Linked DNA regions of Mus musculus: region 1 is linked to region 2. Evidence: chromatin loops called from intact Hi-C (ENCODE). Cell type or tissue: left cerebral cortex. All regions are shown on one strand.

Evidence for each region. Peaks named below come from ENCODE experiments on the same cell type or tissue, not always from the same donor. Only the 100,000 strongest peaks of a DNase experiment are listed, where the experiment ranks them.
Region 1: it touches region 2 in a loop (4-fold over the local background); 7 of 42 quality-filtered maps call a loop at or near these places.

The regions. Positions count from the first base shown.
Region 1 is chr9:99,441,671-99,449,670 of GRCm38, forward strand. No RefSeq gene overlaps it. Among named protein-coding and RNA genes, the nearest start is that of Mras, 9.0 kb to the left of the region's middle. In left cerebral cortex, a CTCF peak has its summit at 3,364 (motif pointing right); DNase peaks (open chromatin) are centred at 1,473, 2,481 and 5,858; H3K27ac peaks cover 265 bases.
Region 2 is chr9:98,982,902-98,990,901 of GRCm38, forward strand. It overlaps Faim (Fas apoptotic inhibitory molecule), which reads left to right and starts at 3,472. Exons shown (of 5, transcript NM_011810.3): 1 at 3,472-3,611. In left cerebral cortex, a CTCF peak has its summit at 3,319; DNase peaks (open chromatin) are centred at 3,432 and 3,929; H3K4me3 peaks cover 1,826 bases; H3K27ac peaks cover 949 bases.

The sequences.
Region 1 (8,000 bases), 460 kb after region 2:
CTATTATAGTTAAACCACTGAAAAAGGAAAGATAATTGATAAAAGCAATGAACAAAATAAAACAAACTCCAAAACTGTCAGCCAGATGACTCAGTGCTACTGGGCCTCTGCCGTGCATGAGCATATACAGTACGTGTGCACACACAGTGCATGTGTACACACAGTGGGTGTGCATACACAGTGCATGTACACATAGTGCATATGCATGCACAGTACATGTGCACACACAGTGGGTGTGCATACACAGTGCATGTGCACACAGTGCATTTGGACACACAGTGCATGTGAACACACAGTGGGTGTGCATACAGTACATGTGCATACACAGTGGGTGTGTATACAGTACATGTGCATACACAGTGGGTGTGCATACAGTACATGTGCATACACAGTTGGTGTGCACACAGTTCATGTGCACACACAGTGAGTGTGCATACACAGTGCATGTACACACACAGTGCTTTTGGACACATAGTACACGTGCACACACAGTGCATGTGCACACACAGTGCATGTACACACACAGTGCATTTGGACACACAGTGCATGTGCACACACAGTAGGTGTGCATACAGTACATGTGCACACACAGTGCATGTACACACAGTGCATATGCACGCACAGTACATGTGCACACACAGTGGGTATGCATACAGTACATGTGGACACACAGTACATGTGCACACACAGTGCATGTGCACACACAGTGCATGTACACACAGTGCATATGCACACACAGTACATGTGCACACACAATGCATGTGCACACAGTACATACACAGTGTGTGCACATGTGCATGCACAAAAGTAGATATAAGCGAAGTTGAAGTTGACAAGACAGCAGGACTTAGGCAAGCTAGACGATGGAGTGGTTCATTTAAGGTGCGAAAGGTAAGAGACCCCAGCTTTGAATCTCATGGTCACTGACCACATCCTCCAGTGATGAAATGAAATAAACTTTCAAATGGACCTAAACTGAGGACATTCATTACCCACTGGCAGTAAAAGAAGAAACAGTTTCTAGCCAGAAAGAAATAGTTCCAGGCAGAAATGTGGACGTGTAGGAGGGGGCACCTGAAAGGTCACCACTGAGAATGAAGTATGTTGTGAACATGTCCGATCTGCAGCCTGCAGGCCAGTGAGAGCTTTAATGCAGCCCAATACAGAGCCATAAACTTAATTAAAGCACTATGTGATGTATTTTGGTAACTCCATTGCACAGTTCGTATGAACTTCGTAGATGATGACACGTCACAATGGCAAGCAGATCCTGAGGTGAGCAGGGGATCTAAGCCCCTTCACATCCTTGTCCAGATTCTTCTGTCACCGAGGCTCAGTGTCTCTCCCCCGTCTTCTCTCTGTCACCGAGGCTCAGTGTCTCTCCCCCGTCTTCTCTCTGTCACCGAGGCTCAGTGTCTCTCCCCCGTCTTCTCTCTGTCACCGAGGCTCAGTGTCTCTCCCCCGTCTTCTCTCGGGAACAGGCCTCCTCTGGAATTGCCTACCTTCTCAGCTCATGCTGGGAAATACAACTCAAACTGAAACAAGACCCAGGCCCAGCACTAAGATGAACTCATATCTTAAATATAGACACCAGCGTCAGAGTGTTGATAAACCAGCCTTCCCACACTCGTCTGTAACAAAATGTGTTGGAGCGGAGGTCAGAGGGACAGTGGCAGGCCAAGGAGCCTCTGGCCCACAGACCAGGGCTTCCCCATGCTGGTTCAGTCATAGGCTGGTAATGAGCTTGCTTTCCAATAATGTTGGTTTCATTAAAAGAGTTAAAAAACCAAGGGGCTGGAGAGATGGCTCAGTGGTTAAGAGCACCGACTGCTCTTCCAAAGGTCCTAAGTTCAAATCCCAGCAACCACATGGTGGCTCACAACCATCTGTAACAAGATCTGATGTCCTCTTCTGGAGTGTCTGAAGACAGCTACAGTGTACTTACACATAATAAATAAATAAATCTTAAAAAAAAAAAAAAAAGTTAAAAACAGCCGGGTGGTAGTGGCACATGCCTTTAATCCCAGCATTTGGGAGGCAGAGGCAGACAGATTTCTGAGTTCAAGGTTAGCCTGGTCTACAGAGTAAGTGCCAGGGCTATACAGAGAAACCCTGTCTAAAAAAAAAAAAAAAAAAAAAAAAAGAGTTAAAAGAACATTTTGCAATTTCATTCTTTTTTTGGTTTGTTTTTTTAAACGAAGATTTTATTCGTTTTATTTTATGTATATATGAGAATGTATGTGTACCATGTGAGTGCTTCATATTCTCAGAGAATGAAACTCCACCTGCAAGTTGGGTTACTGATAGCTGTAAGCCACTATGTGGGTGCTGGGGACTGAGCCTAGTCTTCTTCAAGAACCGCAAGCTGCCGTAAGCACGGAGCCATCTCTTCAAGCCCTATTTATTTATTCATAACAGACAGCAGCTTATGTATCCCAGACTGGTCTTGAACTTGCTATGTTGCCAAGGATAGATTGCGGTATTGCTTTTCACACCTCCCTTGTCAATGGTTGTGCTGCAGGCAGATGCAGACTGGATGCCCAGAGCCTTCTTGTCTCCTTTCTGTGATTCACACTCTCAGAGACTCCTCCAAAGACCAGATACAGCGAATGCAGAGAAAGCCTGGAGCTTCGGTTCCCTGGGAATTTGCAGGGATTGCTTTTGTGAACCCTAACAGGAGAACGGGCGTGGTTTCAGAGTAGGTGCCTCCAGGAGAATGGGTTCCCACTGGCATCTGTACACACCAGTGTTGTGCCTGGCTGGGGAGGTGGGGGGGGGGGGGCGGAGATCTAATTTTCTAGATGGCAAATTTGATGTCTTTTGACATTAATGTCACCACTTCCCAAACCTTGAGAATTGGGTAAAGAGGAGTATGAGTCATTTGAGAAACATATATTTACTCAGAACCTGACATTTTTGGTAATTTACATTTGATAAAAATGATAGCATTGAAATTAAGCAATACTTTTAAAAGCATCCGGTTGGCTTTCTTTATTGAAAACTAAAATCCTTGGCGAGCATTTCCTGGTAGCTGCTGAGAGACTGAGCTAGGGCGGAGGCTATTGCCTGCCACACGAGCAGGGTCCTCTTAGACAGCAGTCAGTCTCAATGATACTCTAAATACAGCGTGTAATATTCAAAAATGCACACAAATCTTTGAGATAAATATTAATGAGGTTTAGAGATCCCAGAGGGCCATTTAGTGCAATGCACTCAGCTGAGGGGCAACTTGAGGAAGCCTGTGGGGTTGTGGGGGAGGAGGTCCTTCTAATGAAGCCTGTGGAGAGCCTGATTTACAGCCCTGCCTCAGACAGGCTTGTCAGGACACCTAGTTGGGAAAGGAGTGTGAATAGAGTCCAGAAGGTGGCGCTCTCCTTTCCCCGTCAGTAGACACCGTTCATTACCTCTCTGCAGTTGTCAAGGATTATGAAGTGGGGGCCACTATGTTGGCTCATGCCTGTTGCCCCCTGGGTCTTTGGAAAGATAAGGCAGGGGCTCACTTGAGCCCAGGCGTTTGAGGGCAGCCTTGGTAAATAGTTTGAGCCCATCCTAAACAAACCATTGTGATGTGCGATTTCTATGTTCTTTGCAAGCTAACAATTAGCCTCCCCGTAGTTTCCTAGGTGCTGGCGCAGATGTGACGCTTCTAGGTCAGAGACGAAGAAGAATTTATTAGTCAAAACAAAAACAGTACCAAGGTTGCCAAAACTCCTCGGTTCACCGCAGGACAATGAGAAAAAGGAAAGGGGCTGGGGTGTGTCACAGCATAGGAATTGGGTAGCCAATGCACTAGGAGGTCCCACCAGGACTCATCACTTTGATGTAGTGCTAACTTTGCAGCTTGAGGAAAATACAGCCCAATGGATATAGGTTGTCAGGCTCAGAGAGATACTTTATGGCTGGCTTACCATCTTCTTAGTTCAGTCACCCCAGCCCAGGTAACATATGCCTTTAATCCCAGCGCTGGAGCGACGAGGGCAGAGGCTGACAGATCGCTATGAATAAGTTCAAGGTCAGCTTTCCATAGTGAAGCCCTATCTCAAACAACACGGACCACAAAAGTCACCACCGACGAAATACTTATATGGAGCACACTAATTAGACTAACAAGGAGTTTATTAGTAATATTAAGAGAGGAAGTGGGAGCAAGACAAAATGGGGCCACTAGGCTGGAGGGAGGTAATCGTGGATGGATATGATAAAACATGTATATGATTTATACATTGGGTAAATGTATGAGATTGTCAAAGAATAAATAAATGTGTTGCTTAAAACTACTAACAATCAATAGTAAGTTTAGCAAGATCTCAGAATAGCAGTCAATACGCAAAACAAACGAATGCATCTCCATGTTCTGGCAGCAAATAACTAAAAATGAAGCTAACAAATAAAATATTTCAGAGCTGGAGAGATGGCTCGTTGTTTGAGAGTGCTGAATGCTTTTCCAGAGTACCTGAGTTCAGCTCCAGCTCCAGGGGGGGTCTGAGTCCTCGGGTCTCCACAGACACTACCCCAATAAGCTTAATTAAAAAGAAATCTCTTTAAGAGTAAATAAAATATTTCAATAATGTAGAAGATCACAGAATGCTAATGGATTTTGGTTTTTTCAACAACTAGAAAACATTGTTGAAATAAAAAGAAAAATAGAAGTCTGATGATTTAGCCTGATCTAGATGCCCAAGACCCTGGGTTCTATCCCCAGAACTGGGAAGAAGATAAAATAGAAAGATCACTCTGTTTGCAGATTTGGTGACTCACCTTCAATAAAATGCCAGTTCTCTCTGAGCTAATCCTATAGTCATCTGACTGCTACTCAAATTTAACAGAATTTTCCAAAAAACATTAACAGGCTGACTCTGAAGTTTATATAAAAAGCAAAGTAATTAAAAATAACCAAAGGGATGCTGAAAAGGAAAACAACAAGCATGAAAAATGCTATGATTAAACACACTGCTTTGTACACTAAGATAAAAGATAAAAGAAAATTGAATTACTTTGATTATGTGATTTAGAGATAATCTTGATTGTTATCTAATGGTTACTAAGAGCAACAACAAAGTCCTAAAACACACACACTAGTATAGTCAATGGATGTGTGTGTGTGTGTGTGTGTGTGTGTGTGTGTGTGTGTGTGGTTTTTCTAGACAGGGTTTCTCAATGTAACCAGCCTTGACTATCCTGGACTTGCTTTGTAGTCCAGGCTGCCTCAAACTCACGAAGATCGCCAGCCTCTCCTGCCTCTTTCCCCCTGCCCTCTGTCCCTTGCCCCCTGCTTTCTGCCTCTGCCTCAAGTGTGCCACCACACCCAGCAATGATTTTTTTTTTTAAACACAGAGTCTCACTCTATAGCCCTGGCTGGCCTGATACTTGCTATGTAGACTGGGCTGATCTGGATCTGATAGAGAACCACTGCTCCTCAGTGCTAGGAATTAAAAGCGTGTGCCACTAGCCGGGCATGGTGGTGCACGCCTTTAATCCCAGCACTTGGGAGGCAGAGGCAGGCAGATTTCTGAGTTCGAGGCCAGCCTGGTCTACAAAGTGAATTCCAGGACAGCCAGGGCTACACAGAGAAACCCTGTCTCGAAAAACCAAAAAAAAAAAAGTGTGTACCACTGTGCCTGGCCTAGCCAGTTGATTTTTTTTTTTTTTTCAAAAGAGAAAGCAATTCAGCAATTCAATGGAATAAGGTAACCCTCTCAATGTCGGCTCACACAGCCAGAATTATGTGGGAGGGTAAGCCTTGGCCCTTTCCTCACATCCCCCACAAAAATTAGTTTGAAACAAAGTATGGTGCTTCAAGACTGTGGAATGCACAGCCATGCAGAAGAATTAAATTATGAATACACACAACTACTGGGATGCTGGCCAGGGGAATTTCAAATTCCGAGGCAATTATACCAGATGAACAAGCTGGTCCCCAAAAGATTACATATTGTTTGATATCATTTATATAACTTTTGTAAAACTTTTTCTAATGACAAAAAGTTTAGCTACAGGCTAGGGGTAGGGCTGGGACCAGATCCAGGAAGAAGGTGGGCGTGGCTATAAAGGGCAACATAGTGTTTGTTATATTCAGAATTCTGAATAGCAGTGAATCCACCAACTTGTGCAGTTTATAAAATGTTTATAGAACACACACACAGAGAGAGAGAGAGAGAGAGAGAGAGAGAGAGAGAGAGAGAGAGAGAGAGAGAGAGAGAAACAGCAAGCAGTACACAGGCTACCTGAATGAGTAAATTGCATCACCACTAGTAATCTCTTTATGATACTGTATTATAATTTTTAAAATTGTTACCATTGAGAGAAACCCCCGGAAGAGCACACAAAGAATTTCTCTGTGCTATTTGCTACAACCACAGTAAGAAACAAGAATCCGAGTAAAACCTGAAATTAAGTGGGCGGAGTCCTGTGCACTTAGAATGGCAGCTACTTGGGAGGCTAAAGGGTTATTTGAACTCATAAGTTCAACCAGCCTGAGCAACAGCAGAGGACTAAAGGGACAGGGAACTGTACGCCTAAACACAGAGGTGACCCTTTCTGATTATGTGTATGTATGTGCACCTGAGTATATGGACATGTCCACATGTGTGCCAGAGCTGTCATCAGGAAAGGCCATGGGATCTCCTGAAAGTAGAGTTTCAGGCAGTTGGGAGCCACCTTGTGGGTGCCAGAAACTGAACTCAGGATCTCTGCAAGAGCAGAGAATGTTCAAAACCATTGAGTCATCCCTCCAGCCCCGAGAGGCCCCTAGAGGTAACTTTGTTTACTTTCATTATTTTTTTTTCCTTAAAATTTCAAGAATTGGAGCTTTTTATAACTTATAGAAAACAATAATAGTATTGACCTGTGGGGAGGCGAAGATTTGTTAGGACAGAACCCAGCTATGAATATGGCAAACGATTCTGGTAAATTGTAGTTCATCAAGCTACGGTGGTTCATACCTGGGATCCCAGCCCCGTGGAGAATCACAAATTAAGGCCCGCCTGGGCGACATAATGAGAGAAAAGAGTGGCACCCATCCATGTCTTCCAGTCTGACTGGGGACAGTTAATCCAATAGCTGCATCAGGATGCAAGTGATGTGGTGGGGCAGCCACTGTGGTCCTTTTCTGAAGCTGCTGTCCAGCACCATCTCACTCTGTGGAAGAGGACATGACTCCACGGCAGTAGCACTGCTGGAAGTGTCCAGAGATGCGTGTTCTAGAGCATTCCTAGGTGTCAAGGATTGTATTCCTCATTAAAACTCAGAAACCGAGGCTGAAGAAGGCTGCCCCTTTTCCAGGCTCAGAGAAGCGAAGGTAGCAGATATGAGAGCTAGCCAAGTTGTTTGGGCTGAGAAGTTTTCCATCCTCCTTCTGAGTTTCTAGTTCCTTATCACTTAAAATGAAAAACTGGAAGAAGGATGACACATGGCCAGACAAGATGTAGTATTTAGTAATAATTCTTCTCCTCCTCCCTCCTCCTCCTCCTCCCTCCTCCTCCTCCTCCCTCCTCCTTCCTCCCCCCTCCTCCCTCCTCCCTCCTCCTCCTCCCTCCTCCTCCCTCCTCTCTCCTCCTCCTCCCTCCTCCTCCCTCCTCCCTCCTCCTCCCTCCTCCTTCCTTCCTCCTCCTCCCAATTCCTCCTCTTCCTTCCTCCTCCTCCTCTTTTGGATTTTTGAGATGGGGTTTCTCTGTGTAGCTCTGACTGTCCTGGAACTTGTTCCATAGACCAGGTTGTCCTTGAATTCACAGAGGTCCACCTGCCACTGCTTCCGGAGTGCTGGGATTAAGGGCATGTGCCTTCACAGTCCACTTTTTTGCTTTTTTTTTTGTTTCGTTTTGTTTTGTTTTTAAACTTACTTTACATCCCAAACTCTGTCCCAACTCCTGGTCACTTCCTTCCATAGTCCCTCTCTCTCCCTCTCCCTTCCTCCTCTGAGAGAGTGGAGTCCCCCCCCCCCCCCAATCCGTATCTCTCTCTCACACACACACACACACACACACACACACACACACACACAC
Region 2 (8,000 bases):
TTTAAAGAATCCCATTGAGCACGACAGAGAATAAGAACAAGAATGTGAAGGGGAGACTGTCCCAAAGCTATCGCCATGCCTTTGAAATCTAAACGCTTCCTCGTATAAACAAAATCCAGGGAATCCCGAAGGGCCAATGGCAGAAGGAAGAGAATGCTTTTAATCGAGAGGCTTAGATGAGTATTTCTTGCTGCTGCTGCAGCAGCAACAGTGCCTTAGTCCCATGGGAAGGATAAAAGGTCCCTGGCAGCCAGAGGGACATGTTTTCACACTGTGCTCTGCTCTGCTTGGCTGGATACAGCCTGGGCACACACCAGGAAGTCTGGCCAGTTTTCTTAGCGTGTAGCTGTCTCCTCCACATTTAAACATTCCTTATGAAGGGAAGAGGGAGGGAGTAGGAGGTTGCTCAGGAGGCAGACTCTCAAGAAAATTAGAGTTCAGAAGAAAATCCTAAGACTCTTGAGGCATAAAGCCCCCTCACTGAGGTTATCTAAGCAGTAAACAATTGCTGGGGAAGAGGAGACTTTCCTGTGGGAATCCTTGCACTCTGTATAACAAACCAATCTGTTCACAAAGCTAGATAAAGTGGGACTAGTTTCTTTGGCCAGCAGTTGGTGCCCTACCTAGAGTGAAGAGTGAATAGGTGTTAGTTCCCATCCCTCCAGGAAAAGTCGCCAAGCAGGACTCAACAAGAAGGATGCCTGTACCACTTCTGATGTCATGTCCGCCAGCGTGGGCAGGATCAGTGTCTGTGACACACAATGTTATACGGCTCATGAGAAAAATGGCTTCTCTGTGATGTGAACACTTTCCTCTACCAACCCCACATGTTCATCTGTCCATAGATATATGTGCTGGTGTGGTCATTCATTCAGCGTGCATCCACTGAGTTCAAGGTGTCCGACGGACCAGTTTCCCATTGCTACTGTAACAGGGCACCATAGACTTACTAGTGGCTGAATAAACAAGCAAGAATGAGAGCATATTCTTACAGTTCCAGGGGCTGACAGGCTGACATGGATATGCTGGCCAGCCCTGCTCACTCTGAAGCTTCTAAGGAGGCATCTTCTCCATTTCTGTCTATCTCTGAGGACAACTAACAGTCCTTGGTAGTCTTCGATTTGCAGCTGCAATGCTCCAAACCCTGCCTCTGCCCTCAGTTTCCCTCTGGGACTGTATGTTACAGGTTAAACTATGCCCCCTCCAAATTTGTATGTTGAAGTGCTAATTTGAGGAACCTCAGAATGTGACTTTGTGGCTAGTGTTTTTACAAAGTAAGTTAAAGTGAGGAACGTAATTGCTCTAAGCAGTCTTTAGTTCTATCCAGCTTACATGTCATCTTTTTAAGGAAATGGCCCACATAGGTGTGCAACGCACACCACACACACACACATACACACACACGAGAGAGAGACAGAGACAGAGACAGAGAGAGAGAGAGAGAGACAGAGAGAGAGAGAGAGACAGAGAGAGAGAGAGAGGCAGAGCCAGGATGATGCCTTCATTAACCAAGGACTGACAAAGATGGAAAACCAGCAGAAAGGCTTTCCCTCTCAAACAGAGCAACGAACTCTGCCAACACCTGATTTGGAGCTTGTAGAGTCCAAGACTATGAGGAATACATTTCTCTCATTAAAGCCAGTCAGTTTGTATACAGTCACCATCCCTTTGGTGTCTGTGGAGAATCAGTTCCAGAAATTCCCAGTAGATACTGAAATCTAAGGATGAGGGCCGAAGGTTTAACAAACATCCGCCTAGCATGTGTGATATCCGGTGCTTAATTCCCAGCACTTAAAAAAAAAAATCCAAGAATGCTAACATTCCACATATAATGTCCCTGCATTTGCACAAAACCTATATGCCCAGCCCCATATACTTAATCATTGCTAGATTATTTGTAATACGGTTGCTATATAAATAGTCATATCATATTTATGGACTAGGAAGATGGGAATAATAAGTCTGCATGTATTCAGTACAATTAAATTATAGATGTTTGTATTTGTGCATAGTGAGTCTTTGATGGTGTGTTTTAGTGTTTGAGTTTTACATTGAGGGCTTCGGGTATGCTAGGCAACTCTTAGACCTCACAAAAGATTTTTGAGTTGCAGTTGGTTGAGTCCATGGTAAGAGTAAGCTTTTTCCCTCAGTGCTAGAAATCAGAAAAGGTCTTTTTAAATTGACCATTTATATTCCCTGTCCTTCTAATATCCTACTTGAACATTTCACCAATAATTGAAAAACACCATTTGGCATTTTAAAAATCTATTCATAGAAACTCTTTTATGTAAGGGGTACAATGTGTCTGCCATCTGTTTTGTCCAGTTCTCTCCCATTTGTCTATTCTTTTCTTTAAAAAAAATTTATTGCCATGACAGTCAGAAATTTCAGAATATTAAGTAGACCAGTGTTCTTTAATGTTGCAGATACCGTGCCTGAAACTTCTGCTTCATTAAATTTTACTACTTTAGTTTTTTGAAACAAGGCTTAGTTATAAAGCTTAGGGTAGCCTGGAACTTGCAATCCTCCTGTTTCAACCTCCTGAGGGCTGGGTAGATAGGCATGGTGATCCAAGCACTGGGGAGACTGAGGCAGGAGGGTCTGGAATCCAAGTGTGAGGCTCTTATGAATTACGTAGTGAGATTCTCTTAAATATCAACTAAACAGGCACAAACACTCCCAAATTAAATCTTTATCAGACTTAAAAAAAATCTCTCATTGGTTCGTTCCCTTTATATAAATGAAACTGTAGATTCTATCCGACATTACTTACTTACCTGTTTGTCTGAGACTTTACAATAGCATTAGGGACAATTCAGTGGTTGTGTGTTTGTACATATGTATTATATACACTAAAAATAATTTACATAACCCACGACCTCACCCAGGATAACTAAACGCCCTATTATATTATTGAACTCTATACTCTTTCCCTAAGGTTTGTCTGTCAGTAAGTGAAATTCAAACATCTCACTAAAGGAAGAAGTATATATAAAATAGGGAGACAAGGCGAGCAAAAACCTCTGGGCTAGGTGTAAGGCTCGGCAGCCAAACGACCCCTGTGGTCGTACAGAGGGTTTCAAAGGCTGGACTCTTCCACCTAAAATGACCGTTCTTATAGCAGAGAATGGAAGGCCGGCAGGGCAGTGGGAACAAAGGGTCTCAGCGGACGAGTTGCCTCTCCCGGAGGTGCGGGTTATCCGGAAGGCTACAAAAGCTGCTGTCAGACCTGCACAACAAACAAGAAAGTGACACCCACAGGGCCTAGGGGCAGCAGCGGCGCAGCAGGGCGCACCGCAGAGCGCTCAACTGTGCACAAGGGCGCAGAGCGGCGCACAGCAGGAGCAGGATTGGCCCCAAAGCGGAGGGTAGGCGGGGCCTATGGAGGCGGACACCGGGAATTGGTTTTCGCGCGGAGCGTGGGCGGAGCCTCTGAAAAGGGCTCTCGCACTCGCGCAGGCGCAGTAGGGCAGTGGGCGGGGTCTCGTTGAGCCCGGAAGGCAGTAGGAGGCTGGGCGCCCGGCATGCGGGTGCTGGAGCCCGGTGGGCGCGGCCGCGAGAGCTGCTGACTACGTCGTGGGATCGGGAGCCGGTGGCGGCGCGCGGAGCAGGTGAGCGCGGGAGACGGTGCTGGCAGCTTCGGCGGGCGCTTCCAGCTCGGCCTGGCCGAGCGGGCTCCGAGATGCGTGGTGCCCAGGCCTCGGTCGGCAGACAGCAAGCCGCAGTGTGGGCTCAGGGCAAGAGGCCCCGGAAAGAAGGGGTGTGGGGCGGCCACCCGAAGCTGCGGACCCTCCGGTGCCTCGGCGCAGTATTCGTGGCGCGGTCCGGAGTTCTCGGGCTTCGGACGTGTCCGAGTCTCGGTGCCGCTCCTGACTGCGTCCCAGGCGGCCCTTGGCCCAAATACCCCGGAGAGGTACCTACAAGTACCTACCTACACGTACCTCCAGGGGTTGTAGGAGGCCGAGCTAACCTCGCTCGGTGGTCGGGAGCTCTTGAGAGCAGCTCACTGCAGCATCCTTGCTGGCTGTGGCTACTTCCTTCGTGGAGGTTGGCTTTAGGGACAGATTTATTCCTGAATCGCTCTAGTGTTGCAATAAGCTCAACTCGAGTTGCTTAATGAAGGAGCCTGTTATCTTACAGCGGGCAGAGTGGGATTCTATAGTCTCTTCCTAGAATTCTGTTGTTTTTCTCATGCAAAGGCTGACTTGGAGACCTGTCTCAGGTATAGAATGAATTGGTTCAATGAAACCCAGCGAAATTACGCTGTACTCAAGGTGGAAGATGGTGGGACAGGTAACTTGAGTTGTTTTGCTGTTTAACCATCTAACGTTGCATTCAATCTGTCACCTGTAACAGCGAGTAAACACAAGTCTGAAAATTTGAAAATTGCCTTGTACTGCAACCAATGCTCATGTAAATGTCATTGTGGGCGGTGTTAGTGTCTGGTGACGTCATCATAATTAGATTAGATAAGCACCGTTTCTGAAATACCGAATGGATTTTGGAAATACAGTATATAGTAAAATCATCGTTAGTGATCTGGGGGTTGTTATTCCATATAAGGTTTTCTGCTAAAAGCAGACCTGTGCAGGTCATGGTGAGGCTTAGGACAGAGTGGTGGGGTCAGAACACAGGTGTGAAACAAGTGGTAATATGAAGGTATAATAACAAGGTATAATATGAATTATATTGATCACAACCAAAGTAAATTAAGAAAAAACCCTGTTGGGCCAAGAGAGCAACTCCAATGAGCTTTGAAAGTACTGAACTTGAAGTGTGTAAGATCACAAGCCACAAGACTGTTGGAACTTCCGGTCAAACACACAAACAAAAAAACAAACTTGTAGTGGAATCCCAAAGCAGGACCCTTGCAGAGGTGTTTTGAACATGTTCTTAAATGTTATATGAGATTTATTGATGCGAATTACACTTCCAGATGGGATCTTGTGGAAAAAAATATTCCTTACACTCTGTGCCTGTGGCCTTGCTGGAAAGTTGAACAGATTAGGAATAGCAATGGGGTGTCACTTAAAGAGGCCTCTGTTACTTTGCTATCCCCATAATGAGGGAGAGAGTCTAGCAGAGGTGAGCTCAATGATTTTGTTACAACTTTTCATTGTGGAAATTGTGGGACTGGGTTGTAGCAAGGTTTAATCCTTGTGTAGAAAGCACTTTTAAAAGTTTCTCCTTGAAAGTGGCACAGGATTCCGTGCTTCACCGCCTTTCAGAAGCCATGAATACTGTTAAAAGGTTTATAGTTTTTTGTTTGTTTGTTCGTCTTTTTAAAGGAGTTATAGATCTTTGGGGGCTGGAGAGACAGAGGTTAGGGGGGCCTGCTGCTCTTGCAGAACAGAGTCGCAGAAGCTCACAACCACATGCAACTCCAGCTGCAGGGAATCTGCTACCCTCTTATAACCTCCACGGGTACCTGTACTCACACATGCATGTGTGCATGTGTGCACAAGTGCACAGGAGCGTGTGCATATGTGCACATACACACACAAAATGATAAAAATAATAACAAATCTTAAGTCTTGCTTAAAAAACAGTGGATATATGAACAGGGAAAACTGAAATGCTTGCGGACTCTCACTAAGGCAGCCTTTTTCTTATTTGACCATATCTACAGAAAAAAAAAATAAACAAACACAGAAGCTAATTTTGTATTGACTTGTGAATTTGTGTTTTGCCAATTTGTCACTCACAATTATAAATAGAAATTGTCAGATAGTTGCTTACTCCTTTATATTTTATTAACTTTTATTTTATTATATTTTATATAACTTTTCCTAAGATGTGCCCTCTAAATTATTGGAGCGCACAACATCACTAATTTCTAAGCAGTCTGTGAATAAGTGTGCATGTATCAATATCTGTTGCTAGTTTCAAATTGTTTTTCTGGGTTTTGTTTGTTTGTTTGGGGGGTTGTTTGTTCATTCCTTTTGATTTTTCAAGACTGGGTTTCTCTGTGTGCCCCTGGCTGTCCTAGAACTTATTCTGTAGACTAGACTAATCTGGCACTCACAGAGATTTACCTGGCTCTGCCTCTCAAGTGATGGTATTAAAGATGTGAGCCACTACTACTGGTCTAATCTTGTTTTTTTAACTTCCCTTTCAACTCATTGTGTCTTTTATTTTATTTATTTATTTGTTGGTGTTTTGTTTTGTTGAGACAGAGTCTCACTCTGTAGCTCTAGCTGTCTTGGAACTCACTATGTAGAACAGGCTGACCTCAAACTCATGAAGATCTGCCTGCTTCTGCCTCACAAATGCTAGGATCAAAGGCATGTGCTACCAAACCCAATGACCCAGTGTCTATGATGCTTGGATTAAAAAGGTGTTCAAATGAAGGAACCTATGTCTCATCTTTAAGAAAAACTTGCTTTTACTTTGTGTGTGTGTGTGTGTGTGTGTGTGTGTGTGTGTGCGCGCGTGTGCACTGGAGTGCCCGTGCCCTTAGAGTCTTAAGAGGACATCAGAACTTCCTATTGCAGGAGTTACAGGTGGTTGGGAGCTGCCAGCCTTGGGTGGTAGGAATTGAACTAGTGTTCTCTGAAAGAGCAGTTCACATTCTTAACCACTGAGCCATCTCTCCAGCCCCGTGCTTTATTTAGTGCATCTCAGGAATATTTGGAGCTCTTTAGATTACAAAATACATGAACTTTCTCAGGTTTGAGTGGTGACCTTCCTACAACACTCTTAAAAGTCATATAGCAAAATTTGGGTGACATCCCTTTGTCCTCTCTGATATGCCGAGAAGGCCTTCAGTAGTTATAGTACATCACTGGGTATATCCTGTTGCTAGACGTAGAAACCTTTCTTCTGGAATATTTTTGAAACGATTTGTGGCACCTGATTCTTTCTAGCAGAAGGGGTCGGCAGTTTCTCCTTGTTAGCAAAGGGAAGCATCCCTGGGCATCCAGGTGGGGAAGACACTTATTGAGAGGGTGTTAAAACTGGAGCACGCCTTGGGGGCGAAACACAGACGAATCTATAAAAGCATTGCCAGGAGTAGGCTGCTCACTGCAGCTTCCTCTCCTGCATCTCCTGTGCGTGTTAGCATCTGTATGCTTCCGAGTAGTTCCCTAGCGCCTGCCTTCTCCATGGAGTGTTTGCCACACCTGTAAGCACAGGCACACCTCTGGCTTATGAAACTTAACTAACACCGAAACAGTGCCTTCCTTGCTTGGTCCTGGTCTCTGCTTCTAGATGCACCTCTGCTGGAGAGAGTGAGACCTGTAGGACTGCGGCCCTGCTGGCTGACGTAAATAAGCGAATAAACTTTGCTCTCACAGAACAAGCTGGCATATTCTTTTGACGATGTCTCTGGGGGAAAATGATTTAAATTATGTTAACCTTCTGAAATAGAAGGGTTGGGTTTTAAACCTCACCCTGAATATTGAAGCTGCCCCCGTGTTTGCTTTGGAGTTTCACATACTCACTGTTTGTCTCAGCATTTGGTGTGCTCCCTGGAGCACGGCCGCAAACCCTTGGGGCTTCCTGTGCTCCAGGAAGACACCTGGGACTGGGTGGTCCCTTGGGCTCGGACAGCTCTAATATGATATAATATTCAAGATAAACTAGAATTTGTGCCCCCATTTTAACAAACTATTTTTAAGAAATTATAAATGCTTGCCGGGCAGTGATGGCGCACGCCTTTAATCCCAGCACTTGGGAGGCAGGCAGATCTGTGAGTTTGAGGCTAGCCTGGTCTACAGAGTGAGTTCCAGAATAGCCAGAGCTACACAGAGACACTCAAGGAAAAAAAATTTTAATGAACAAATACATTGTAAACATTTAACAAAGAAAAATGGATTGGCTGATTTGTATGCTCAATTCTCTCTGAAAACAAAAGACTGCCCTTCTCCTGTACATAATTGAACATGTGGGCAATTTATGAAAGGATCGCAAAGTTTAAAAAAAAAAAAAGCCTTTGTAGCTGTCTTTGTCGCTTCCAACCTCTCCCTGCTGCATTTCTGCTTTTCTCTCTTCTGGCTGCT